Linked DNA regions of Homo sapiens: regions 1, 2, 4 and 5 are each linked to region 3. A link is a contact called in ENCODE Hi-C or POLR2A ChIA-PET data. All regions are on one chromosome and are shown on one strand. The core of a region is the stretch at or near the end of the contact, and the rest is flanking DNA. Distances in the headings are between cores, read along the strand shown.

The links. Hi-C counts contacts between places; a loop is a spot of excess contacts on that map. ChIA-PET counts read pairs that join two places held with the same protein, here RNA polymerase II (POLR2A). Pooled maps may share reads with other maps.
Region 1: a loop to region 3 is called in a map of CD8-positive, alpha-beta T cell, with 6 times the contacts of the local background. The contact joins the promoter of SCYL3 here to the promoter of KLHL20 in region 3. A Hi-C loop is called at or near these places in 1 of 168 maps with a recorded cell type or tissue (CD8-positive, alpha-beta T cell) and 6 of 50 pooled maps. POLR2A ChIA-PET finds 5 or more read pairs at or near these places in 1 of 52 experiments (OCI-LY7).
Region 2: a loop to region 3 is called in a map of CD8-positive, alpha-beta T cell, with 8 times the contacts of the local background. The contact joins the promoter of METTL18 here to the promoter of KLHL20 in region 3. A Hi-C loop is called at or near these places in 3 of 168 maps with a recorded cell type or tissue (CD4-positive, alpha-beta T cell, CD8-positive, alpha-beta T cell and naive thymus-derived CD4-positive, alpha-beta T cell) and 8 of 50 pooled maps.
Region 4: a loop to region 3 is called in a map of CD4-positive, alpha-beta T cell, with 9 times the contacts of the local background. The contact joins the promoter of GORAB-AS1 here to the promoter of KLHL20 in region 3. A Hi-C loop is called at or near these places in 1 of 168 maps with a recorded cell type or tissue (CD4-positive, alpha-beta T cell), 2 of 37 single-sample maps with no recorded cell type and 6 of 50 pooled maps.
Region 5: a loop to region 3 is called in a map of B cell, with 20 times the contacts of the local background. The contact joins the promoter of BLZF1 here to the promoter of KLHL20 in region 3. A Hi-C loop is called at or near these places in 2 of 168 maps with a recorded cell type or tissue (B cell and CD4-positive, alpha-beta T cell) and 5 of 50 pooled maps.

Annotation. Positions count from the first base shown.
Region 1 is chr1:169,891,453-169,896,719 of GRCh38, reverse strand. It overlaps SCYL3 (SCY1 like pseudokinase 3), which reads left to right and starts at 2,824. Exons shown (of 13, transcript NM_020423.7): 1 at 2,824-2,932. RefSeq lists enhancers at 2,397-2,806, 2,481-3,068, 3,069-3,656 and silencers at 3,007-3,086, 3,327-3,386.
Region 2 is chr1:169,792,712-169,797,623 of GRCh38, reverse strand. It overlaps METTL18 (methyltransferase 18, RPL3 N3(tau)-histidine), which reads left to right and starts at 2,717. Exons shown (of 2, transcript NM_033418.4): 1 at 2,717-2,809; 2 at 3,727-4,912. The coding sequence starts at 3,929. It overlaps FIRRM (FIGNL1 interacting regulator of recombination and mitosis), which reads right to left and starts at 2,584. Exons shown (of 25, transcript NM_001320047.2): 1 at 2,509-2,584; 2 at 1,641-1,795. RefSeq lists an enhancer at 2,665-2,984.
Region 3 is chr1:173,711,861-173,716,957 of GRCh38, reverse strand. KLHL20 (kelch like family member 20) reads right to left here and starts at 1,977. Exons shown (of 12, transcript NM_014458.4): 1 at 1,880-1,977; 2 at 892-955. The coding sequence starts at 914. It also overlaps a transcript of ANKRD45 not described here. RefSeq lists enhancers at 1,434-1,803, 1,884-2,073.
Region 4 is chr1:170,529,893-170,535,123 of GRCh38, reverse strand. GORAB-AS1 (GORAB antisense RNA 1) reads left to right here and starts at 2,515. Exons shown (of 3, transcript NR_125958.1): 1 at 2,515-2,676. GORAB (golgin, RAB6 interacting) reads right to left here and starts at 2,958. Exons shown (of 5, transcript NM_152281.3): 1 at 2,840-2,958. The coding sequence starts at 2,900.
Region 5 is chr1:169,364,658-169,369,497 of GRCh38, reverse strand. It overlaps BLZF1 (basic leucine zipper nuclear factor 1), which reads right to left and starts at 1,303. Exons shown (of 7, transcript NM_001320973.2): 1 at 1,156-1,303; 2 at 1-25. It overlaps NME7 (NME/NM23 family member 7), which reads left to right and starts at 1,701. Exons shown (of 12, transcript NM_013330.5): 1 at 1,701-1,790. The coding sequence starts at 1,788. RefSeq lists enhancers at 724-1,223, 1,482-1,561, 1,224-1,725, 665-1,864.

The DNA of each region.
Region 1 (5,267 bases), core at 1,575-4,074, 3.8 Mb after region 3:
ATATTAGCAGGCACATTTGTGGCTCTTGTCTGCCCCGTGTCTGGTTTATTCCAACCAAGACAGCCACTCTCTAGGAGAGCCCTAACCAGGAAACAAGTCAGGTGTGGGTGTATAGGTCAGGTGAGACACAGAGGAGGTGAACAAAACATGTGAAATAATAGAAGCAGTTTCATTACTTACAGATCCATAATAAGAGGACAGCATGCCTCACAGGGCCAATGAGAAGGGGGACACACATGCTCAACCAGTGGGAGGGGGACGAGACAGAGAGAGGGACTTGCGGGCCAAAGCCTTCACTGTGGTCCTGGGTCCAACATCTTAGTCCCACTGTGACTAAGAGGTGGTCACTGAGGCATATCTGCAAAGTATATGTGGGGTATAGGGGTCAAGGGGATGAAGCAAGCAGCTTGTACCTGATGGTTCGATAGGGAGGTGGTCACCAGAGGCGGTCATACAAGGCAGATGTCTGGACTGACCACATAGAGGAAGTGGGAGGAGGCACAGAACTAGAGACTGTCCAGGGTGACTAAGCCCTGCTTCTAGTTTGAGAAGGTTAAACCTGTCCTCAGAATGGATAGTGAGGCCTTTGATATGTTCTCCCACCTCTTCATCAAGCATATTGACAAATCCTTTTTCACCAACTTGTCTTGCTATAACCGCCCAGTAGGTTCACCTTGCCGTCTGCCTAGATAGAGCCAATTTATCAAGACGGGGAATTGCAATAGACAAAGAATTCATGCAGAGCTGGCTGTGTGGGGGGCCAGAGTTTTATTATTACTCAAATCAGTCTCCTCCAGCAGTCGAGTTTTTAAAGACAATTTGGTGGGTGGGGAGGGGCAGTAAGTCAGGGAGTGCTGATTGGTTGGGTCGGAGATGAAACTATGGGGCATCACTGTCTTCTTGAACTGAGTCAGTTCTGGGTGGGGGTCACAAGATCAGATGGGCCAGTTTATCATCTGGGTGTTGCCAGCTGATCCATCAAGTGCAGGGTCTGCAAAACATCTGAAGCACTGATCTCAGGAGCAGTTTAGGGAGGGTCAGAATCTTGTGGCCTCCAGCTGCATGACTCCCAAACCATAATTTCTAATCTTGTGGCTAATGTTGGTAGTCTAGACCCCAGGCAAGAAGGAGGTTGGTTTTGGGAAAGGGCTTTTATTGTTTTTGTTTTAAACTGTAAATTATAAACTAATTTCCTTCCAAAGTTAGTTCAGCCTATGCCCAGGAATGAACAAGGATAGCATGGAGGTTAAGGACAAGATGGAGTTGGTTAAATTGGATCTCTTTAACTGCCTTAGTCATAATTTTGCAAAGGCAGTTTCATTGCTACCTGAATGATTTTCCTAACTTATCCATCAATCTCCTGGAAGCCTTTCTCCTTAACCAATGTCTTCAACTCTGCCAGACATGTGGCAGCTTCTTCATCAGCAGATGTGGCCTCTCCAGTTATTTTTATGTTTTTCAGTCCAAACCTATTCCTGAATCTGTGTAGCCATCCCTTACTTGCAGTAAATAGCTTGGTGTGCCTAATTTCAGGGGATCCCTTTCTTAAGTCTTCCTATAGGCTCAACACTTTCTGGCAAAACTTACTGCGGTCAGCTGAAATACGTTTTCTGTTCATGTCTCCCACCCACAAATGTAATGCCTTTTCCGTCTTTTGCTGTTGCACCTCAAACTACAAAAGTTACAGCCACAGTGCATGATAGGTGCTTAGTTAACTAGCACGAATCTTTTTCCTTCTTCACAATTTCATGGATAATTTGTTCTTATCATAGATTTTGGCAACCTCAGCATATGACTCTTTTTCTTTCCTTATTAAGTCCAGAGCTTTCACCTTTTCATTTAAAGGAAGCACTTTACAGCTTCTCCTCGGCATATCCAAATTGTCAGCACAATTCCTGTGCTTTGCGGCCATTATTAAGTAAAATAAGGGTTACCTGAACATAAGCAGGTGGTATCTCTCATTATCTCTGCTATACTACGGGTGCATCTGTTAACCAAAGCAGCTACTGAGTGGGTAATGAGTGGATACTGTACACAGCGCGGCTACCTGCGACAGATGATTCGCGTCAAGGGTGGGACAGAGTGGATGGCCCGAGATTTAATCGGGCTACTCAGAATACAGGCGGTTTGAAACTTAAGAATTGTTTATTTCTGGAGTTTTCCATTTAACATTTCTGAACCAAGGTTTGACCACAGGTAACTGACACTGCAGAAAGCATGGAGGGGGGCAAAACTACTGCATTAATATTAAAATTTTCAAATATTACTTTTTGCTAAATGAAATGTGATTCAGGACCTTCCCTCTCAAAGATCAAGCGAGATCACCACGACCTCCGCCAGCAGCGGCTCTGCACGACTCCACCCTCGCAGCCCAGCCAATCAAAGCTACAGGTTGAGTGACGTCACTCTCCTGAAAGTCCTCGCTAATTCCCGTACTCCTTTTCTCCGCCCTGCACCTCTACTGTTTGCTACAAGTGGCCAGCAGCCATTTTGGATTTGGGCGGAAATGAAATTAAAACTGTGCTGTTAAAAGCCTAAAAATTCAAGTCAAGACAAACTTAAGCATTCGACCAACACATCTAGAAAGGGGGCATCTTCGTGGACTAACTAGACCACTGGGGCAGTGAGTGAAACTCGGTATCGTCGCGGCGCCCACACTTAAGATGGCACCGGCCTGAGACTCAGCTGTGCGGCCTCTCTACCTCGGTTCCTGGTTAGTTGGCCTCATTGGTGGCGTCGGAGGGAGGAAGGTGGGCCTTCTGTCCCGTTTCCGGACCCGTCTCTATGGTGTAGGAGAAACCCGGCCCCCAGAAGATTGTGGGTGTAGTGGCCACAGCCTTACAGGCAGGCAGGGGTGGTTGGTGTCAACAGGGGGGCCAACAGGGTACCAGAGCCAAGACCCTCGGCCTCCTCCCCCGCCGCCTTCCTGCAGGTAACAGGGAGCCCTGCGCTGCGCCCCCAGTCCTTGCAGGACTGCGCCGTGGGGGAAGGGGCCGGGCGGGGAGGAGGCGGCGGGCGCGCGCCCCGCTCGCGGGTCTGCGCTCTGGGGCCCGCGCGGGAGCGAGCTCGGCGCGGCGCCGGCGGCCGGTTGAGCTGTGCTCTCAGCTTCGGAGCAGCCTCCCCTTGCTGATTGTGGGGCGCCCTGTAATCTGCGCTTCGCGGGCGGCCCCCGACGGGTGAGGCGCCCGCGGCCAGAGCTCTCCAAGGCGGCCGCGGAGTCGGTCCTCGCAGGGAGGTGTGGAAGGTGAGGGGCCAGCGAAGCGAGAGCGGCGCCTCGGCCCTTCAGTGACCCCGCGGGGTCGCGGCAAGCAGGGCGAGGGTGCTCGGCTGGGCGGGTCACTGTCCCGGGGCGGCAGTGCCCGAGCCCGGGGGGATCCTGGGGGCGCGCCCGCCCTCGGGAAGGCGGCCTCATTCTTGATCCAAGACCAGTGCCCGTCCCCCAAGGCCCAGCTGGCTCCTGTCTTGGCATAGTGCTTTCTGTTTAGAATAAAGATGAAACATTTCTCGGAAGAGCATATTCAGGAATCCATGTGAAATTCTCGGAGTCGGGTCTCGAATTTTGGGGGTCACTGTTAACTGCTGTTTTTAGGGACCCATGTTCTTATAAAATGTATCTTGAGCTGAAATCACAATTATTTTGGTCCATAAAGACTTAATTGTGTATTGCTTGTCAGCTAGCAATGCTGGACTGAGTTCCGCAGAGGGAATATATACCTGAAACACGAAAGCAAGGGCCGGAGTAACGTTACCGCTGGATACCAGAATATCAGCCAGTACAGTGCATCCTTAATACTCAGAGTGCAAGCCATTATCTTTGGAACTTTCAAGCTAAGGGAGCTAGGACCAAGGTAGTCTCGAGTAATTGCTGGGAAAAGAAAATATTTGGTAGAAACATTTCCATAGAGCACACGGGTTTCTTAGTTGAGTGTATGAGTTGCCCTTTGACCTAGACAAGGGTTTTCTTAATCTACAAGCGGTCCAGAAATTTTATGTGCTGCCCAAGTAGGCAAAAGAGTGGAGGGAGATTATTAAAGGGAAGACTGATGCATATTCAAGTCAGAGACTGTCAACTCAGCATTTTATTATAGAGTGGAGATGCTAAGTGCTACGAAATACCTATTACGGGATACTAGGATATCCTTTTCTACCTTCTTGTGACTTTTTAATTTCAAAGCTAATGAGCAAGATTTTGTGTTTTCCCCGTCCTCAAAACAACAGGAAAGCATTTTGGAAGGCCAAGTGTTTTTCTTACATTTCAATAAATCAATTTTAGCTGAATTATCATTTTTAAAGCACTGGCGGGCATGGTGGCACATGCCTGTAATCTCAGCAACTAGGGAGGCTGGGGAGGGCAGGTAGCTTGAGCCCAGGAATTCCAGGTTACAGTGAGATAGGATAGCGCCAATGCACTCTAGGCCAGCAGCAACAGAACAAGACCATATCTCTATTTAAAACAAAAAACAAACAAAAAAACTTCTTCATATAACAGTATTTGTGCTTCTTTAGATATATTAGTGTGAAGAATTACTGCTTCAAAACATTCTCAAATTGCAATAATCAGCACACCTTTTTAATTTTCCCCCAATAAAGTTTGCACTGGGAACATACAATATAATCTTACCACTGTCAGTATTACACTGATGGTATCAGTGGACTTCTGTCAAAGTTAACATGCTTTCAAAACAAGAAAATGGCATCCTTTCCAGTTCTCTCAAGAAATTGAGTCATCCCTTTTTAATTTTTAAGTGATTTTTTTAGTCTTAGACCTAAAATACAGTAAGAAAAATGAATTTTAACTACTTCCTAATGCTTTTATAACTTTGTTAATTATAGTGGAATTCATATGAAATCTAAGGTTAATAGCTATTGCAAGGCCAATGTTCCCACAAGGAAGTATTTTGCTATTTAGAAATAGCTAAGTAAATTAAATGTTCCTTTCTCTTGCCTCTGGTGACTGCCATTCATCAGCCAGAGCACTGACCCTGAATCCTGGTGGCAGTCTTATCTCCCATGAGGATTAATATTAACACTTAAATAAACAGCATGATTTCCTGCGAAGAAGATATTCATTAATATACAGTCCCTTATTCTCTGCTTTTCTCTTAATTGTGTGTTGATTTTGGAAAGCTGTGTTTTGTGGGTGAGAGAGAGACGGTCAGACTAGCTTCAGATACTTTCAAAGTAACACTTCTGTAACTCACTCTTCCAGTCTGACTGGCTTTTCAGGCAGGAGTTGGAGACCAAGTAGAGCTTTCTGCCTATGAAAT
Region 2 (4,912 bases), core at 1,468-3,967, 3.9 Mb after region 3:
GAGATCGCACCACTGCACTCCAGCCTGGGTGACAGGGTGAGACTCCGTCTCAAAACAAACAAACAAACAAAAAAAAACCCATAGTCCTACCACAGTAATACAAGAATTCATTCCTCTTCCGAAATCTTATTTTTTACAGCAGCAATCAAAATGAGGTCATCATTAACTCAAATTTGAGTTCAGTAGGGTAGAATTGGCCTCATGAAAAAATTTCAGTAAAGCTCAAATAATTACCAGCTGTTCCAAAATTAGTCAGTTATGATTATGCAGACATGCAGGTAAGGCCTGGAAAATAATACGTAAAATGCAAAACATGAAAAAGATTTTGGGGGGTAATGGCATTGTAGATTTATTGCAAATTTTTCATTTGTTAAAATAGTGAAGCTAAAATACTACCATTAAGCTGAAAAAAAGTATTGTCTAATTAGACTCCCAAGTATTTTTAAAACATGAAATATTTTTAGCCCTTTAATGAATGCTTACTATGTGTCAGGCACTGTTCTAGGTGCTGAGGGTAACGCTGTGAAGAAAATCAACATCCTGCCTTTATGAACTTTGCAACATAATGTGTAGAAGTGGAAAATATACAAAGCAAACAAGAGCATTTCTTTTAATGGTAATGTGCTTTTTAGAAAACTGAACAGGCCAATGTGATACAAGTGTAAGACTGCGTTTGGGGGAACTGCCTAAGATTGAAGGCTCTGAAAAAGCCCCTCTAAGGAAGTGACATTTGGGCCAAGACATAAACATGAAATATGCAAAAGGCTGAGAGAACAAATCAGGCTGAGCAAAAAGATCTTGAGGTAGGTGAGCCTAATGTATTCATGAACAGAGTGTAGTTAATTAACTAGGTATGAGAGAAGGGCAAGGCTTAGATCACCTGGAACCTTGAAGGTAAAGTGGTTTAAAAAGGGAAATGACGAGATCTATGTTTTTCCCCTCTTAACTTTTTTGGAATAATGAATTATGAGTAGAAACAAGGAAACTATTAATACTCCAAGTGAGAGGTGATAAGGGTTTGGAATCAGAGTGGTAGCAATGAGGATGGAGATAAACGGATTGATTCAAGACATAGTTTGGAATCAGAAACAATAGAACTTACTGATCGGGTGTGTGAGACAGAGAGGATTCAAGGTTTCAGTTTGTGAAACCATTTACTCAGATGAAGAAAACTAGAGGAAGTTTGGGCTTTTTTGAATATGTCGTTTGAAGTGCAAAGCTAGGTGGGAATGTTGACTTTCAACTTAATGAAGTCTCTCTATAAGCTTGTGGGGAAGAAGAGGAATCACGTTCCGTGTCTCTGTTCTCCCAAAGCCTAACACCATGTCTCACACACATTATGCACGCAGTTTAAGTGTTTTTGAATGTTTTGAGGGTGGCTATTTGTTTTCAAGTTGAAACTCCTTGAAGACGGCAGTTCTGTACCTACACAAAAACTAAAAAAGGGGGCTTTGGCACCTTCTGAGATTTTGCTAATGCCTAGGTGAATGACTTCTATGTGATTACATAGGGCTTTAGCTGCACAATATTTGTGCAGTATTGAGATTCTCTCAAGTGAAGGTTACTTTTTTTCTTTTGAGTGTAATTGTATAAAGCTGGGCTCAAATGTTGTGAAAAAGATACATATACATATGGTTTACCATGAAAGGCTAGGATTCCAGGCACATTTACAACCACAAAGGCATGAGACCAATCAAGAATGTGCTGCACCCGGACGAAGAAGGCGCTAAGCGCCTCAAATCCAACAGTTGAAAGCCAACAACAAGCGGAAGAACTCTTTCAGAAAGACTCCAGCCTGGGTGAGAGGAGTGAGAACTTGTCAAAAAAAAAGAAAGAAAGAAGAAAAAGAGGTCTGAGAGGGGAAGGAGGAAAATCATTTTTATTTACTGAACATCTTTTAAAGATTTCACACCACAGAACTATGCCCTTTAATTCTTATAACGCTAAGAAAGCCCTTATTCATATTCACCACCCTTTTTACGGGAGACAAAAGCTCAGAGTATCTCGCTTTACCTCAAACTATTAAGAGCCAGAGCTATCGTCATACCGCAGGTCTCAGTCCTTGCCTCCCCCATTATCCACTAGCAAAAGTATTTACACTTAATTGCAAGCAACGAGTACAGAAAAACTGAAAGAAGGAATGGAAGAAAACGCCACATCCACTGCTAAAACCTTGGGTCAGAACACGTCCGCGAGGCTTTCCAGGGCCAAAGCCTTACTTAAATCTACCACGGTTGTCGCTTCCCCTCCAGTCCCTCACTTTTCATCCCACTCACTGACAAAGAAAAGAGGGGGTTCAGGCCGCGGTAATATAACCCAGCCTGGCGGTGGGTCTGAAGGGACAGAAGAGAAAGGTTCGCGACCCGCCCACACCCTTCTCTAGGTAGAAGTGACAACCAAGGAAGGATATGAGGAGTCGGGGCAGGACGGACGGCAGTTCCCGGCGGCATAGCTCCTCTGGCCAGCTACTTAATTCTTCCAGGGGAACCGCGCTAGCTGGGACCGCACCTTCCTGAGACATACTTTCGTCAAACAGGAGAGCTTCAAACCAGACCCGCCAAAGCCCAGACCGGAAACTCGCAGTCCCGCCAACCCTTGCGCGCTCTCCGCCGGCTCCAAAACCATAGAGAGGAGGGCGGCTGGTTTCTTGGTGAGCCCGGGTCCCTCAAGGCCGGAAAGAAAGTCGGGCTTCTCTAGCCCCTGGAGGACTCGACTCACTGGTGCGCGATTTAGGTCCGGAGGAGGCGTTGTGAGGTGAGCTTTTTCAGAAGCGCGATCCCAGGACACGTCGGGAAGCAAGCATCCCCAGGTCTGGATCACTGTAAACATTACATTCAAATGGGGAGGTGAGGGCCAGAAGTCCCCACTTCTGGGGTCGGATTTGTTCCGGGACCTGCAGCCGGAAGTGACTCCAAGCCTTGCAGCGTGATGGGAGAGGAAAGAGGCGCGTTCCTAGCCGCGGGACTGGGTGACCCGCCTCTCCCCCAAATTGTAAATCTTGTATAAAGGGAACAAAGATCCCACTTGCCAGAACTGTGAAAATTGAGGCAGATGGTATAGTGTCTAGCGCAGTAGATAGAAGATTCTCAATAAAGTTGCTTCTTATTTCTACAGGTCTCTCCAAACTACTGCAGTGCCCTAGTTTGCGTTTGCTCTGCCACCGAATTAGTCTTTACTAATTATTGCCAAATTACCCCCACTTCTATACACTTAGGGCTGCTGTTCTCGACTAAATGTTTGGAGTGAAGTCTTGGATGAATTTACACACACCAGGCCATACCTATGCATGTTTTTAAAGGGACGCTGACTTACCAAAATAAAATACTGCACCTCTTCTGTAAAAGACAGAAGTGAAGTTATTCTGGAAGCTTAGGGGGTGAATATGGTTGGACACAAATCAAGACAGCTGAAAGACAGCAAGTAGCTAGGCTGTCCTGTCTGAATATCTTGGACTTTATGTTTGTCCAGGTGGTAGTGGTGGTGGTTGCTGTTGTTCTTCTGTTTGTTTTTATAGTTGATTTTCTTCTCCCACTTTGGAACCCTTAAGGTGTGTATGAGTGTCCAAATCTCTTATCTCTCTCTCTTCCCCACAACTTTTTAAGAAAAAGCAGCTGTATGGTGGGACAGGGAGGGGTGGGGGTGGCTGTTTAATATTACACTTTAGTGAAATGTGCCATTTTGCTTTAATCATCATTTTCTTTCTTTTTTTTTTTTTTTTCTTTCCAGAGCTGCTTGGAAAGAGGACCAAAGACGTCTAAAAAGTCATTTGGAAATATCTCTAAATATTTGTTACCATGTATAAGCTGCTAAAGAGAAATTGGGCCCAACAAAACTAATTGAATAATTGAGGCAGATTTGTGTGTATCATCAAATTCTATCCAGAAGTTGAAGAATCTGAATTTAAAGATTGTGTGCATTTAATAAGAGGATGACCTTTCAGTTTAATTTCACTATAGAAGACCATCTGGAAAATGAATTAACACCCATTAGAGATGGAGCTTTGACCCTGGATTCCTCAAAAGAGCTGTCAGTCTCAGAAAGTCAAAAAGGAGAAGAGAGGGACAGAAAATGTTCTGCAGAACAATTTGACTTGCCTCAGGATCACTTGTGGGAACATAAGTCAATGGAAAATGCAGCTCCCTCTCAAGACACAGACAGTCCACTCAGTGCAGCCAGCAGTTCAAGGAACTTGGAGCCACATGGAAAACAGCCCTCCTTGAGAGCTGCCAAAGAGCATGCTATGCCTAAAGATTTAAAGAAGATGTTAGAAAATAAAGTCATAGAAACATTACCAGGTTTCCAGCATGTTAAGTTATCAGTAGTGAAAACCATCTTGTTGAAAGAGAACTTCCCTGGAGAAAACATAGTTTCAAAAAGCTTTTCTTCTCACTCTGATCTGATTACAGGTGTTTATGAGGGAGGCTTAAAAATCTGGGAATGTACCTTTGACCTCCTGGCTTATTTCACAAAGGCCAAAGTGAAATTTGCTGGGAAAAAAGTCTTGGATCTTGGTTGTGGATCAGGTTTACTAGGTATAACTGCATTCAAGGGAGGGTCCAAAGAAATTCACTTTCAAGATTATAACAGTATGGTGATTGATGAAGTAACCTTACCTAATGTAGTAGCTAACTCCACTTTGGAAGATGAAGAAAATGATGTAAATGAGCCAGATGTGAAAAGATGCAGGAAACCAAAAGTAACACAACTATATAAATGCCGATTTTTTTCTGGTGAGTGGTCTGAGTTTTGTAAGCTTGTACTAAGTAGTGAAAAACTTTTTGTAAAATATGATCTCATTCTCACCTCAGAAACCATTTACAACCCAGATTATTATAGTAATTTGCACCAGACTTTCCTTAGACTGTTAAGTAAAAATGGACGTGTACTTTTGGCCAGCAAAGCACATTATTTT
Region 3 (5,097 bases), core at 728-3,227:
ACTAAAGAAGTAAACTGGGGTACAGAGAAGGTGAACAGCTCAAGGTCAATTGATAAACCAATAACAGATTTGGATAAAGATATACATTCTGGTTCTTGCTCCAAGTTCTGAGTTATAAGTCATATTCCCATTATAAAATGTTTCTTCTCTTAAAAGAACTGCAGAAGTTGTTTATCTTTGATGTTAAATAACAAATGATTAAATAGAGTTCAATAAATAGAAAACAAATGTAAAAACCAAAGAAATAGAACTGGGATGATTTTGTATCATAAAGATTCTAGTCTCATTTGTTAGAACAAAATGAGAAAAAACATTATTAAATTCTAGGGTTGGGAGGGCCTATTTATTGTCTATATTTTCCCAGACATTGTTCTATTTTTCTATGGACTAAGTTATTATGTCTAATACCTATTTTAGTCCTTATACAATCTTCCCTACAATGCAGCTATTTTAATTAACAGAACAAATGTATGATTGAACATCAAGGAAATAACCAAAACCATAATTAGGCATGCAGTACAGTATATTATAAATAATTATGATTCTTACATGGGAACAGAATCCTCTACATTTTATAGGGAACTGAAGATTATAATAAATCCATATAGTATCATAATGAACTTAATGATTATTTACTGTAAAAAACATGAAAAAAGGAAAATTTAAGTGTTTAGCACTACATACAATCCACAGCACTTTTCAGAAACAACTTCTGTATTTTATTCTATTAAAAAGCTATTAATTCTTAATATTACTTTTGATTTATTGTAGAACAAGACTCATTAGTTCCAAGCAGAATTTAGTAAGATTGAAACTCTTTTTTAAAAATTTAAATTATTACATGCTGAATTTTAATCAGTGAAACCAAAGGTTTTCTTCCTAAATGCCTACCTGCGCATTGGCTTTCCTTCCATGCACCATGAAAAGTACCCTTCACCACACTCTAAAGCCGAACCTAAGACAACAGAAAAGCAGGAACTTAATAAAAGCTATTTCTGATCTTTACAGTAACAATCTTTATATAATCATTTCACTCATTTCGTCAGTTATCAAGAGTTTCATATCCTATTATACCACAGGCCTTCTGCAGATGCACAATAACTTAATCTAGTACATTTAAGATTACCATCCTTACTCTGCATGCTAAAACGATTAAAGTAAAGGTGAGGGAAAGTATGCTAAATAGTCCCGACTGTTAGGTCAGTCTTGTTTCTCTTCAAAAAGTGCTTGGAGATATTTAACTGTGATCTCGACATCAAGTATATTTACAGAACAAGCACCAGATACCCACAGCAGTACTAACCTGATAGATCACATAGGGTACACGAGGCTTTAATAACGAATCTGAAGATTGTTAACTTGTCCCGAAGTGACAGGAGGAGGAGGCGTCTGCATTTGCCTTTACAAACAACTCCGCTTCCGACAGTCCAGGGAGCTTGAACAGGGCAGGGAAAGTATGGCTCCAGACTAACACTCTTTACAAGCATTTCCTTCAGTCCCCGATACAATGTTCACTACCCACGTAGCAGGATTTCGCCAGGTCCCGAGGGTTAAATGGGGGCGCACGTACTTTCTTCCTTCCCTGAATTCCAAACACTGTCTGGGGAAGCTGTCCAGGATGCGAAACCCCAGCACCACCAGGCAGGACAAAGCCCGGGGCCTCCTCTGGCTCCCGAGATAGGCTGTCAGCCAGCGAGAGCGCACTCTGGCGCTCCGCGAGGCCCGGCCCCAGCGCCCCAACAGTCTCTTCTCGGCGCCGACTGACAGGCGACCGACCTGACCCCATGGGGCAGCTCAGCAACTTGGGACCACATATCTGCGAAGCGAGCCCTGGGGCGCTGTCCGCTGTCCCCTGCTCTAAGGTGACTGGCTCACTTACCGGCTCTGACACTTTCTTCTCTGCAGCAGCCTCCTCCGTCTACTCCGCCCTCCACTCCTCTCTGCCTCCTCCTCCACCGCCGCTAACGCAGGCAGGATGCCGCTCGTAGAGCTATTTCCTTTCCCTTCACCGGCCCATATCCAGAAGCAGGAAGTAGTCCTATTCTTAAATCGTTCCCGCAGGAACCCACATAATCCGCCAAGGGGTTCCGGTGCGGCTCCGGAAGTAGTCGTGCCCTTTGCTGGGGCATTCAGGTAACCTCAGAGGTTGTTTATCCTCGTGGGGGTTCCTTGTATCCCAAGAGTAACCATTTTTAGAATTCACTGCGGAACTGGCAGTATTTGAATACTGAAGCCTCCTCTTTTCTTCTTTGTTTTCGCCAGCAAAGGCAGTAAAGGGTAGTCACAGAAAGCTAAGAATTTGTATTTCTTTTTAGTTGGTGGGTCTCCTTTTGGCACAATGTTCCTAATTGTGGATTGAATTATTGCATGCACACATGGGTTGGCATGTATCTGTCAGGCCTCTACTATGTGCAAGGTGCAGAAGTTAGATAGACAGACCAGAGATAGACCTTATCCTCCAGATTTCCCACGGTCAAACTTTCAGGACACCAGGATTTTATCCAGGCTCTAAGGCTGTGTTAGTCTGCCCTTTCTACTTAGTATTCACCACCAGACACTTCACCAAACACATCTTCTGTGGATTCACTTTAATGTTAAGGAGGGAAGAGTATATTTTCTTAAAAAAATTTTTTTTCAGTAGCAAGCAGAGCCAAAAAAGTATATTTTTAAAATTATCTTTTCCTCCAGATTTTCCCATAGCACACAGCCACCTGATTTTTACCGTATATTAATATTTAGAAAACAAGTGATACAAGTGTAAGGTGGGGATTACAATTTCAGGAATATCAGAGAAAGACTGTTGCTGATTTCCTGGTAAGTATACTAGGCTAAGTATTAACCAGATTTTCTTTAGCTGTTCTTTATGTAGAATCTACACAGGTGTGTCCAGTTGTTTCTGAGGGGAAAGGATACCTCTTGTTAATTAGCTTGTAGTGGAAAATACATGGCCTTTAGATCCAGATATAGTGGCCCAGTGGATTCTTCTTGCCTGCTGCCCAGATACAGATGATTTATCAAGGTATAGGGATTGCAATGGAGAAAGAGTTTTACACAACATCGAGTGGAAAAATGGAAGAAGTTTTATTATTACTCAAATCAGTTATATTATTACTCAAATCGGCCTCCTGGAGCATTTGGGGGCTAGGTTTCTTTTCAAAGGTAGTCTGGGGAAAGGGGTAGGGGTGGCTAGGCAATGGGTGCTTGCTGCTGACTGGTGCAGTCATAGGGGTATGGGAGATGGTCCTCCTGCCTACTGAGTTGTTTCTGGGTGGAGCCACAGGAACAGTTGGTGGGTCCAGGTGGAGCCATCAGTAGTCAAACATGCAAAAAACTTAAAAATATACCCAAAAAGGCCAATCCTAGATTCTACAATAGTGATGTTATCTGTAGGAGTAATTGGGGAAGTTGCATATCTTGTGACCTCTGGAATAATGGCTGGCAATCACTTATGTCTACACTTAACAGAATTCAGGCTCATCTATCCCCGTTGTCTGGTGGTCTCTCATTAGCTTTACAAAGGCAATTGAGTTTTGGGGAAGGACTGTAATTATTTAAACTATTAAACTAAATGTCTCCCAAAGTTATCTTGGCTTAAGCCCAGGAATAATTAAGGACAGACTGAAAGCTAAAGGCAAGATGGGGTTTGGCTAGATCAGATCTCCTCCACTGCTATAATTTTCTCACTGATAGAATTTTTGCAAAGGGGGTTTCAGTTTGCAAAGGCGATTTCACGGATACACATAGGTACAAATCCTAGACCTGTAACTGACTAGCTTTGTGATCTTATTGAAAATTTTTACTGCATGTGTATATGTGATATATATACATATGCAGTAAAATGATTTCTTTTCCATATTTTAAAACTTTTCATAAATGGTATCAAAGCATATGTATTCTTTTGCAACTTCCATTTTCCACTCAACATTCTGTTTGTAAGATTTGTCCATGTTGATCAATGAAGGTCCAATTCAGTGATTCTCAAAGTGTTGTCCTGGACCAGCAGCATCAACATCACTTGGAAAATGCTAACCCTTGAGCCCCATTACAGACCTATTGAATCAAAAACTGAAGGTGGGCCCCAGTAATCTGTGTTCTAACAAGTTCTCCAGGTGATTATAGTGCATGGTAAAATTTGAGAACTACTGCACTAATTTATTTATTTTCACTGCTTTATAGTATTCTATTATATGAATATACCATAGATTTTTTAAAACATTTTTTTCTGCAGATGGATATTTTGACTATTTCCAGTTTTCTCCATTACAAACAGTGCTACAATGTAAATTCTTGCATATACCTCCTTGTGTACACCTGTAGGTGTTTCTTTGGGGTGTGCACGCAGAAGCAAAATTGCTGGGTTGTATGCTATGCACAGCTTCAACTGTATTAGCACTAGTCAAATTGCTCTCTAAAGTCATTATTCTATTTCAGTAATAATAATACTAGCAAATACTTATGTAGCATGTTATAGTAACTCATCAATACTCACACTAGTCCTCTCGAGGTAGGATCTATTATCATCATTCCAGTTTCACAGATGGCACCAAGATGTTATGTAAGTTGCCCAAAGTCACACAGCTAGTTATGAAGTAGAGCAATAACTTGAAACCATACACAATGGCTCTAGAGTCTGTGCTTTCAGCTACAGTGCTGTGTTGTCTCTCCATTACAAGTGTTTGAGGGTTTTTGTTGGTCTATATTATCATCACAGTTGGTGTTTTCCAACTTTAAATTTGTTTTTGCCAATTGGTTGGGTATAAAATGGTAATTCACTGTGGTTTAAATGTTTATTTCTCTCATTACTGTTCAAACATTTTTCATATGTGAAAGTGGCATTCAGATTTCCCTTCTGTGAATTGCTTATTGTAAAAGATACCTTCAAAGTGACTCCTATTTTTTCCGTAATATGAATTAAACTATTTTTATAATTCATAGTATAGGTATGAAAATGTTACTATATGGTATAAAAATGTTACTAAAAATGCTGCTAACCAAAGACTGATTTTAAAACTCCTGTCCAGGATAAGAGCAGTCCCTCCTATTTTTGTATATCTGTGATTCACTCCCCAACCCACTGCAATCTGGTTTGTGCTTCTG
Region 4 (5,231 bases), core at 1,266-3,765, 3.2 Mb after region 3:
TGCCAATGTTCAATTTTCAATCTTCTTTTCTTCCTACTATGGTAAACTCCTACAAGACAGCACCAAAAAACGGAGTGACTGTGCAACACAGTCACCTGCCAAACCCACATTAAACATGAAACGAGTGAAAACCAAATCTTTATTTTAAACAATTGACTTATTAGGGCTATTTGTTACTTTAGCTTAACTTGTCTTAACCTGATTTCATAAATACCAATACCTCTGAAATTCCCTCTCCCTGATCACATTCCCACGCCTCCCCACTATATACAATCATACGTCACTTAACAAAGGGATACATTCTAAGAAATGTGTTGTAAGGCAATTTTGTCCTTGCGCAAACATCAGAGAGTGTATTTACACAAACCTAGATGGTACAGCCTACTATATACTTAGGCTATATGGTACAGCCTTTTGCTCCTAAGCTCCAAACCTGTACAGTATGTCACTATACTGAAGACTGTAGGCAACTGTAACAACGGTATTTGTGTATCTAAACATAGAAAAAGCATAGTAAAAACAGGGTATTATAATATTACCAGACCATCACCATATATGTGGTCCGCTGCTAACTGAAATACTGTTATTGAGTGCGTGACTGTATATATTATATATACAGCTAGCTGATCCTTGGTATATGAGGATAATTGGTTCCAGGATCCCCATGTATACCAAAATCTGTGCATACTCAAGTCCCACAGTTGGCGCTGTGAAGACCACATACACCAAAAGTTGGCCCTCCATATACTCAGGTTTTGCATCCCCCAAATACTGTATTTTTTAAATGCACATTTGTGTATAAGTGAACCATCACAGTTCAAACTTGTGTTGTTCAAGGGCCAAGTGTAACTACATATACTGTATTAACAAACATTTTAATGCATGTGGCTACAGTTAATACTAATATATTCCCACCAGCTGTACAGTAGCCCGCTAGATGAGTATACCACAATTTATTTATCCATTCCCTTGTTAATGGACACTTTGGTTGTTTCCAACTTCTTAATATTATAAACAAGACTATTAACAACTTTCTTGACTATGTTCCTCAATGCCCATACAGGGGTCTCCAGAGTACTACTGTCCTTATTTTTCCTGGCAACCAACTCCATCTTCCTAAATTATTCAATAAATTTTTAAAGATAGAGAACAGCTAGAAATGGCTTTAAAATTAAAGGGCCAAATCCTCTAATTTTACAAATAAGGAATCCAAGGAGAAAAGATTTAGAGGAAGAGCTGGAAGTTCTATATGCCAATCACTGTGTTTAGCTACGGGTATACAAGGAGGTTAAGATATTTTCCGTCCTCGAGGTGGTCACGGACTAGCGATTTGGTTTCCACACTACAGTGGGCCTTGAAGTTCAGGTCCTCACCATCCTCTATCTACCCCCGGTTGCAAAGATATTTCAAAATATACTTCTACATAATGAATATGTTGTTTAATTTAGATTTTTATATTAAGTCATCTTTACCCTGGAAAATGCGCCTCTGCTAACACACAAACTTTGTGAAATCTTCCCAAGCTCCATCCAATCCCCGGCAGAGTGAGGTTCCTCTTGTCTCTGAAGCAAGTTCTTGCAATATCTACTATCACATAACTTTGTGGTTTGTCTCCTCATGAGTCTACTGGAGTCAGACCAGAGGCCAGGGCACTTGTACCCTGTATATCAAAGTATGTGAATGGATGTTGAAAACACAAAGCAAAAGAATTTGAGTATATCAAGCAACACAGAGTCAGTTAACTACATAGCTTAGCCTAACCTTTATGATAGAGTTTTTAAAGTCCCCTGGACCAGTCAAAATGTCCCCAGTCGATATAATCTACATTGGCCCTATCTTACTAATTTACTTCTTTTCCCACTTGTCTGCCCTAGATTATTCTCATATTTATGCTAAAAATGCACAAGCTACCAGAGCAACATCCAATTTCCCCACAAACGCTAACAAAAGGTTTACTTCATTTGCTACCAAAATAAAGTATTTGAATTAAGGTACCAAGAGTGATGTACACTTCTTACAGAAATTGTGTGTACTACCACGATAACCATACAGATCACTGCGAAATTTCAACCACAAGCAAAGTGCAATTAATATTACTAAGTTTTCCACCAACAATCAGCAAACTTAATTCCTTCCACAACAACAAAAAAATTGTACAAGCCCATTCAATGATTACTCTATAAAGCCAGAGAGAGAAGCACAAGGTTAGCTTACTCCAAAGTCAGTAAGACTGTATGTATATAAACATATAAAGTCTTCACATCTACCCTCTCAAAGACCCTTTTGGTTTGCTGATTCTCAAAAATTGGGAAGTACTGCAAAAATCATCTGGCAACCAGAAGTGAATGCAACACTCCAGATGAATTGTGAAAAGTACCGAATTTTTGCCTTTATTCAGACGCCTGTGCTCCTTTTTTCCAACCATCTGCTTCTATAAATTCATCACAATTCTAATACGGTGTGCGCCCCTCCTCCTTCCCTTACCCTGACCCTAACCTTCCAACCGTTGATTCCTGCAGCAATCTTCCCTAAGGGAGACACCCCGGCTGTAGGCTCACTTCCTCTCCCAAGTCCCATTCCTTTCACAAGAGTCAAATCCCTACAGTGGATTCCTGGACCGTTTTTTCTAAAAGAAGATCCCAGTCCTCTGGCTTGCCCCTCCCGTCGTGACTCCCAGTAAGTCCTCCTCTGAAACCCCCTAATCCAGTCCACGTACTTACAGCGCCTTCCGCTAACACAAACGTAGCCGCTTCCACGCCCCCTTTCCCCGCCAAAGCTGCATCCCCGCCTCTTCCCCTTAAGACCCAAGAATTAAACCACTGTAAACCCATCTTGTAACCTTTAGTCTGCTTTAGTCTCCTCAGTTCCTCCTCAGAGAATCCTGCCCAACCTTGCGCCATCGGCCCGGGCCACCGGCACCCCCAAAAGTGCCCAAATCTCGCAGCCGCGACTGCCAACACTGCTGCCCAGCTCATCCGGGTTTTTCCCCGGCCGCGGCCAATCAGTGCATCGGGCTCCAAACACAAGGCCCTCTCTCCCCGGCCTCAGGGTCCGGCTTCCTTCCAGGCTGCCTTCAGCAGTGCCTGACAAACTGCCTAAGGAAACCTTGCCACGCAGACATTCGTTTCCTCTGGCTTACCTCTACTCTCTCTCTCTCTCATTGTTTCTCACTGTTGCTGGTTAATCGCTTCAGGAGCTAAGGGGGGAAATGGCGATGGGGATAAGGGTGGAGATAAACAGGTATTTGGGAAGGAGCAACAAGTCGGTGGCGGAAACGGGAGATCTAAGTGCCTTTGGGGTCCTGTACCTGTGGGGCGGGAGCGGTGCTCTCTGTGGCTCTTAGTGTGCCCTAAAATCCTTGTGTTTTGCTGGGAGTGTGCACAGCGCTGGAGGCCTCCTTCAGATTAACTCAGGAAATGATCAGATTTAGGATTTTGATGATGAAGAAACATTTAAAAGGGGTGGGGTATAATTGATGAAAAGGGAACAGGCATAACCAGGTCTCTCGCAGGCCGGAGCGGCTCTCAGATTTCTTTTGCTTTGGGTTGTTTCCTTTGTGAATAATTATAATATGTAACTTTCCTCTTAAGGGATTTCTTTTTCTTTTTTTCTTACTTTTTTTTTTTTTTTTTTTTGAGACATAGTTTCGCTCTTGTTGCACAAGCTGGAGTGCAATAGCACGATCTCGGCTCACTGCAACCTCCGCCTCCCGGGTTCAAGCGATTCTCCCGCCTCAGCCTCCCGAGTAGCTGGGATTACAGGCGCCGGCCACCACACCCGGCTAATTTTCTGTATTTTTAGTAGACACGGGGTTTCACCATGTTAGCCAGGCTGGTCTCGAACTCCTGACCTTAGGGTATCCGCCCGCCTCGGGCTTCCAAAGTGTTGGGATTACAAGCGTGAGCCACTGCGCCCGGCCGGGATTTCTTAGTCTCCCCTTTAAATCTGTTTTTCAGAGAAGACATTGTAAAACGTCGGTGCTGGGGGATGGGAAAGCATTTCTTAGGATCCTGCCTGGAATCCTAATACCGTAATTCGGGTTCTGCCTTGAACACTAACCTGAGATCCCATTTCCTCATTTGAAATATGGTTGCAAAGATTAAAAGATGCAAGCGTTGTCAAAATACACATAGATAAGGATGATTCAAGAGAGACCTAGTTATACTATTTTTCATGGTTCTCTTTCACTATTTTTGCAGTAAGAACAACAAAACACCTCATCTTGGCTTACATTTTAAAATACTTTGGCTTTAGTGTGTTGATATTTTTAAACAAAATGAAAGAAAGGAGTAAAGTACAAAATAAAACACGTCAAGAAAAGTTGAAATGAGTACTTCAGATTTAGTAAGTGATAAAAAGTGAAGGATGTTTGGAATTTCCCATGTAAATCCGAGCTTTTAAAACTTAAAGTGGTTTCTGAAATTTGGGGATGCTGCAGATGCGTCATTTTAAATATGTACTCATTTTTTATAATATTAAACAATCAAAATGCCTGGAGGAGACAGTTACCACCAGTTTCTGAATATAGACTGAATATAGACTACGTATATTCAAGTTATAGATTATCTAGCTCCAAAGTAGTAGATGGGGATCAGTGGCAATCTGGTAGTTAATTCAGTTTCCTAGTTGCAGGCAACCGCCATCTAGTTCATCTAATAACAGTAAACCACCTTGTGTGCCCCATGTTGAATTTTATACATAAATGTTCTTTAGTTCACTCTGGGGGAATTTCAAAAATTATCCGTAATCTTAATAAAGATGTAAATTAGGATATTTTAAAAGGTTTTGCATTGGCCCTTAATGAGAACCAAAGCGAAAGTGACACGTGGTAAAAGATAATAAAATCCGTCTGTATAAAAGTTATAATTTCCAGTTTGCTAGGTTCTAAATCTCCTGTTTGTTGTTTCTGTTGGCTCTCCCTCATGGTGGCTAGTTTCTTCAAATGTTGTGTAATATTTAAGTGGGAATTTATCTTCAAAGTTCTTTGTTCTGCAGAAGTCTTCTCTTCCTTGAGTTAAGAAAGTGTCTCTACAGATTGGTTTTATTGGTCCTAAAGTTTCAGTTGTTTTAATCCAGATTTAAGGTAATTTTTTCAGCTTCTACTGTAAATTTGGTTCTTGGGTCCCACCCCCATATATGATATAGGACTCAGGTCTCAGTATTTTTTAATTGCCTTTATATGTATACAAATTATACACAACTTTATTTCAACAATCTTGTCTTCAAATATG
Region 5 (4,840 bases), core at 54-2,553, 4.3 Mb after region 3:
CACTCCAAGACTTCTGCTGAACAACCTAGAAATGTATGCATATGAAATAATTTTAAAAATATCATATAAACACATAGAGTACCTCCAATTTAAAAGTTATGATATTTTAATTGCTTCTGTATTTAGTACGCATGCATTTAGAAAGAGAAATGTCCCTTATATCCCATTCTCACAGAAGGCATTGTTATGTCTACTAAAAGTCTCAAAAAAAAAAATTAGGGGTGGTTTACTTCTAAATACTCCGTTTCACCATCCTCACCAATACACTCTAAATTGTCAGAAGTATGTCCTGAATTTTAGCCAAGCAAAGGGAATGAAGTTACTGTGGTGGTTTTGTCATCCATATGACAAGAGGAATTTTAAAGTAATTACTTTCTTAGGAGACATACCGACACAATTTGTATACACACACACACATATCAAAAAGGAGCTTCTGTTTAGATGTTTAACAAACGACAAAAAATATTACTCAAGATAACATAATTTATACTTTTTTGGTAATAAAAAGTTAAAATTAAAATAGTGTAGCTCCAAAAGTAAAAAGAGAAACATATCGAGCCCATGCTTTCAGAAATGTATACATTGTCTTACAGTACAGACTCAGATTTACCAGAGAACATATAAGAAGGTGATGCTACTGCAATGATATAAATATGACAAACTGTACACTAGATGACAACTGGTTTCACTACAAAAAAAGATCGTTCTCAGTACTAGATACAACTCAGTTCAATTAGTGAACCCGACGACTAACTTTCTTAACAGTCACAAACTTTTCTACACTTACACTCTACTGCTCCGAAAAGAGGTATCCAAAAAACCCTTCGTAAGAGTAACGATCCCTGAAACTGCCCTTGATAGCTGCTCTGCGAAACGTACAGGCACAGCGAGTGCCTGCTGGCAAATGCCAAATGAAGCGGAGGGGGTGAAGAAGTAAGTAGGGGGAGTGAGCAGGTATGAAAGCGATAGGCCGGGAAGCGACAAGCCTGTCAACTTTGCTGTCCGGGGAAGTCGAAACCTAAGTTTCATCCCTGTCTGAAAAAGTCTTCCCGGAACAATCTTTCCCTAAATCCAAAGCTACTGGCCACCGAGCTCCAGCCAGACCTCCGTCCCTTTCCAACATCCTTAGTTATACCTGCTTGTCCTCGGATTTACCTCTAAGATTCTTATTCTCCGTATTTCAGGGGGCTTCACTTGATAGGCTCTTCGGATCGGTATCACCAGGTTAACTTCTCACAGACCTCTTCCATTCGGAAGCCGACCCGCCCAGTCCCTCCGCATATCCAGCAGCTCTCTCACTCCTAACCACTTCCGATTACTCAGGGTTTCGCTTCCGGAATACGTTTCCAAAAGAGCAGGGTAAACAAATTCTGCAGTGCGTATAAACTCAAGTAACACAGAACACACACTGTAAGGCCTCCGTAAGTGAAAAGCGGACAGATTTCTACTTTAAAATAAAATACCGTACAGCAACTTTTGGAGCCCAAGCCGCATATTCACTTAAACTTCCGGGCCAGCTGTTAAACAAACGGAAGTAAAACTGCCGGAAACAGAATAATGGCGTCTCGTAGCCCCAGGCGACAGCGTGGAGGGGCGGGTCTGTCGATTGGATGAACGCAGCTGAGATTACTCCCAGCCACTAAGGACGAAGAGGTGGGGCGGTGGCGTCCCACGCCTCGTGCGACAGTGGGCGGGGCTTTGTTGCCTGAGTAACCGTATGATGGTGGTGGTGGTGGTGTCTTCCTGTCTCAACGATACCTATTTTCTAGTGCTGAGATCCTGAGACAATGGTGAGTGCCAGGGGATGCCAGAAGAACGGCTCTGGGGTCCTACTTACTTAGCTTTCCAAGTCTTCGGGCGGATGGGCACTTAAAGTTGTCCGGTCCTCCCGACCTTCTCCCCGTTATCTCTTTCCCCCTTCCCACGGGCTGTTCCTGCAGTCTCCTCGCTCTCCGTATTTCTTACAGCACCCTGAATTCCACTAATGTTACTAAGTCTCTAGAGTAATGAAACAGAAAATTTAGGGTAAGGCATCGAGTCTAATAACCTGTTTTGAACAAACATTATGTGTTTGCATTGTTCATCATGGCATTTTTCATGTTCACAGATTCACATTAACGCGCTTTATTAAGAGTATGGGGTGGTGTGTATGTGACTGTCTCAACACTGATCTGAATCTCCCTAGATCTTGGAGTCTTTTTGCTTTTCTGAGTGGCAGAGCACTGCCCCACGCCCCCACGAGGGCCATTAACAGGTGTATGTTGGATCAGCGCTCTTCTATCCAGTTGGTTACCTTCTAGGTCTGTGCTTGCTTTTCTTTTCTCTTTTCTTTTCTTTCTTCTTCTTTTTTTTTTAAACAGAAATTTCTCCTGGGATTGCTTGGAGAGCTTCTGGAATTCACTGTTTGGGCTTCACCCCTGGAAATTCTGAATGAAAGGAATGGAGCTCGGTATTTGCATTTTAAATAAGCCTATAGGTTATTTTAATTCACCCCTATGTTTGAGAGGGTTCTAGTTAATTCACTTAACTACCATATCTTTTAAGCACTTATGGATAACGGACTGGAGGATAGAAAGATCTTTAGATAGTTATAGCTATGAATTTAGAAACAGAGCCCTCACCCACCACCCCTTGTTTCTTCATACTACTCAGCAATCCTTTTGGTTACCCCAGTTTTCCCCTGACCCATTCTCTGTGAAGACATTTTCAAACCTTCCCTTTACAAACCCTGTCTTTTGCCCTCTTCATTTCTCCTTTCTAAACATGATGGAGTATAACAGGCCATTTCTTCAACCTCATGCCCCCAACCTACACATTGCTCTATATTTTTGCCGAGCCTTTAGTCTTGTATTTCTAGTGTAGAGAAAGGGATATTAAAGGATAATCCATCCATCTTTGCTCTTGATCTCATTTGCTTCCATCTGTTACATTTCGCTTCCAGTTGTTTTTTTCTTTCCTGTGCGTTCAGCCTTTTCCTCTCCAGTTTCTTCTCTTCAGTGCTCAAGTCACACATCTTATGAAAATTAAATAAAGCAAAACCATGTCCTCCATCCTGTGTTTATCCAGTTATTTCCTAGTCCTCCTATCTATCAGTAAACTTCTTGAAAGGATATTATTTTTACTTATATCAAACAGACAAAAGTCTTCTGTCTGGCTTCTTTAATGGCTTCAAGAAAGTTGTTCTTGCTTAAGTTTCTAATGGCCTTTTAAATACCAAATACAGTAATTACTTCTCAAAATTTACATTACTTAGTCTCTTTGTGACAACTGAGGTTCATAGTCATTAATTCCTTTTACTGGCTGTGCCTGGTTTTTGAATGTCATTCTTTGGAATTAACTCCTTGATTACTTTCATTTCTTAGTCTAGACATTTTCCTTGGGTGATTTTGTCCACTCACATGGATTCTACTAACACCTTTGATTTTGCTTCTAAATTTCAATTTTCCTCTCAGATCTACTAATGCCTAACTCAGTTGCTTCCCGGACACATCTGTCTCAAATGTCCTTCAAACTTAATATGACCAAAACTGAACTTGCTATCTTTCCTCCTGGTTTCTCCTATTTTCACCAAGTTAAATAATGCTACTACTATATTATAACCTAAACTAGAAATCAGAGTTATCCTACATTCCTCCCTCTTCTATTTCTCCCATATTCAGTTGTTCACTAGATCAAATTTTAGTTTGTCATCTCCTCATTTCGTGATTATTTTAATAGTGACTTTTACAGTCTGGTCTGGAAATTCTCCAATCCATTATTTTCTCTGCCACAAGAAGGAATTTTTAAAAACCCAACCTGTTGATTTACTCACCTCCTTAAAACTCTAGATTCCCTATTTCCTACAGTAAAATGTCTAGAATGGCACACAAGTTCCTCCATGAACAAGCACTTTTCTGTCTAGCTTTTGCCTTTCCCTTTCCATACTTAAAAAAAAAAAATTCTCTTGCCTTTTAGCTACTTGCTTTTCATTGAACATACCAAGCAACTTCAAACTGGTAGTATGCCTCCTCTTTCTACTTTGCACTTGCAATTCCTTCTACACAGAATACTTGCACCCTCTTGTTGCTTGCCAAACTTATTTATTCTCCTATTACAGGCCAACGTGTTCTTCTTGCCCACTTCCCAGAAAGGCCAAACATTGAGAATGCAGGAGTTGCAGCAGAGAAAGAGTTTAATGGAGGCAAGGCAGTTGAGTGGAAGGATGGGAAATATTTCTAAAATCCGCCTCCCTGACAGCTTGGAAGTTGTGGTTTTCAAGGATAATTTTGTGGGCAGGTTGGTAGGGAATGGGCGCTGCTGATTGGTTGGGGATGAATTTATAGGTGTTTCCAAACTGTCTTCCTGTGCTGAGTCAGTTGTCTAGGTGAGAGTCATAGGACTAGTAGAGTCAGTTTCTTGGTATGAGGCATGTATCTGGGTGGCATCAGGAGGTTTGCCAGAATGCAGAAGCCTGGAAAATATCTCAAGACCAATCTTAGGTTTTACAATAGTGATGTTATCTAAAGGAGCAATTGGTGAAGTTACAAATCTTGTGACCTCTGGCTACATGACTTCTGAATAGTAAGAAATTATAGAAAAGCAAGGAACAGTAGCTGGTTATTGCTTACCTATGCCTATATTTTAGCAGATTTTAGGTCCCTCCCATAGTCCTAACCTTGCGGCCTTCTATTAGTCTTACAAGGCTGTTTTAGTCCCTAGAGGGGGTCAGTTTTGGAAGGGACTATTACCATCCTTGCTTCAAAGTTAAACTATAAATTTCTCCCATAGTTAGCTTGCCTATGCCCAGGTATGAGCAAGGGCAGTTAGCTTTGTGAGGTTAGAAGCAATATGGAGTCAGTTA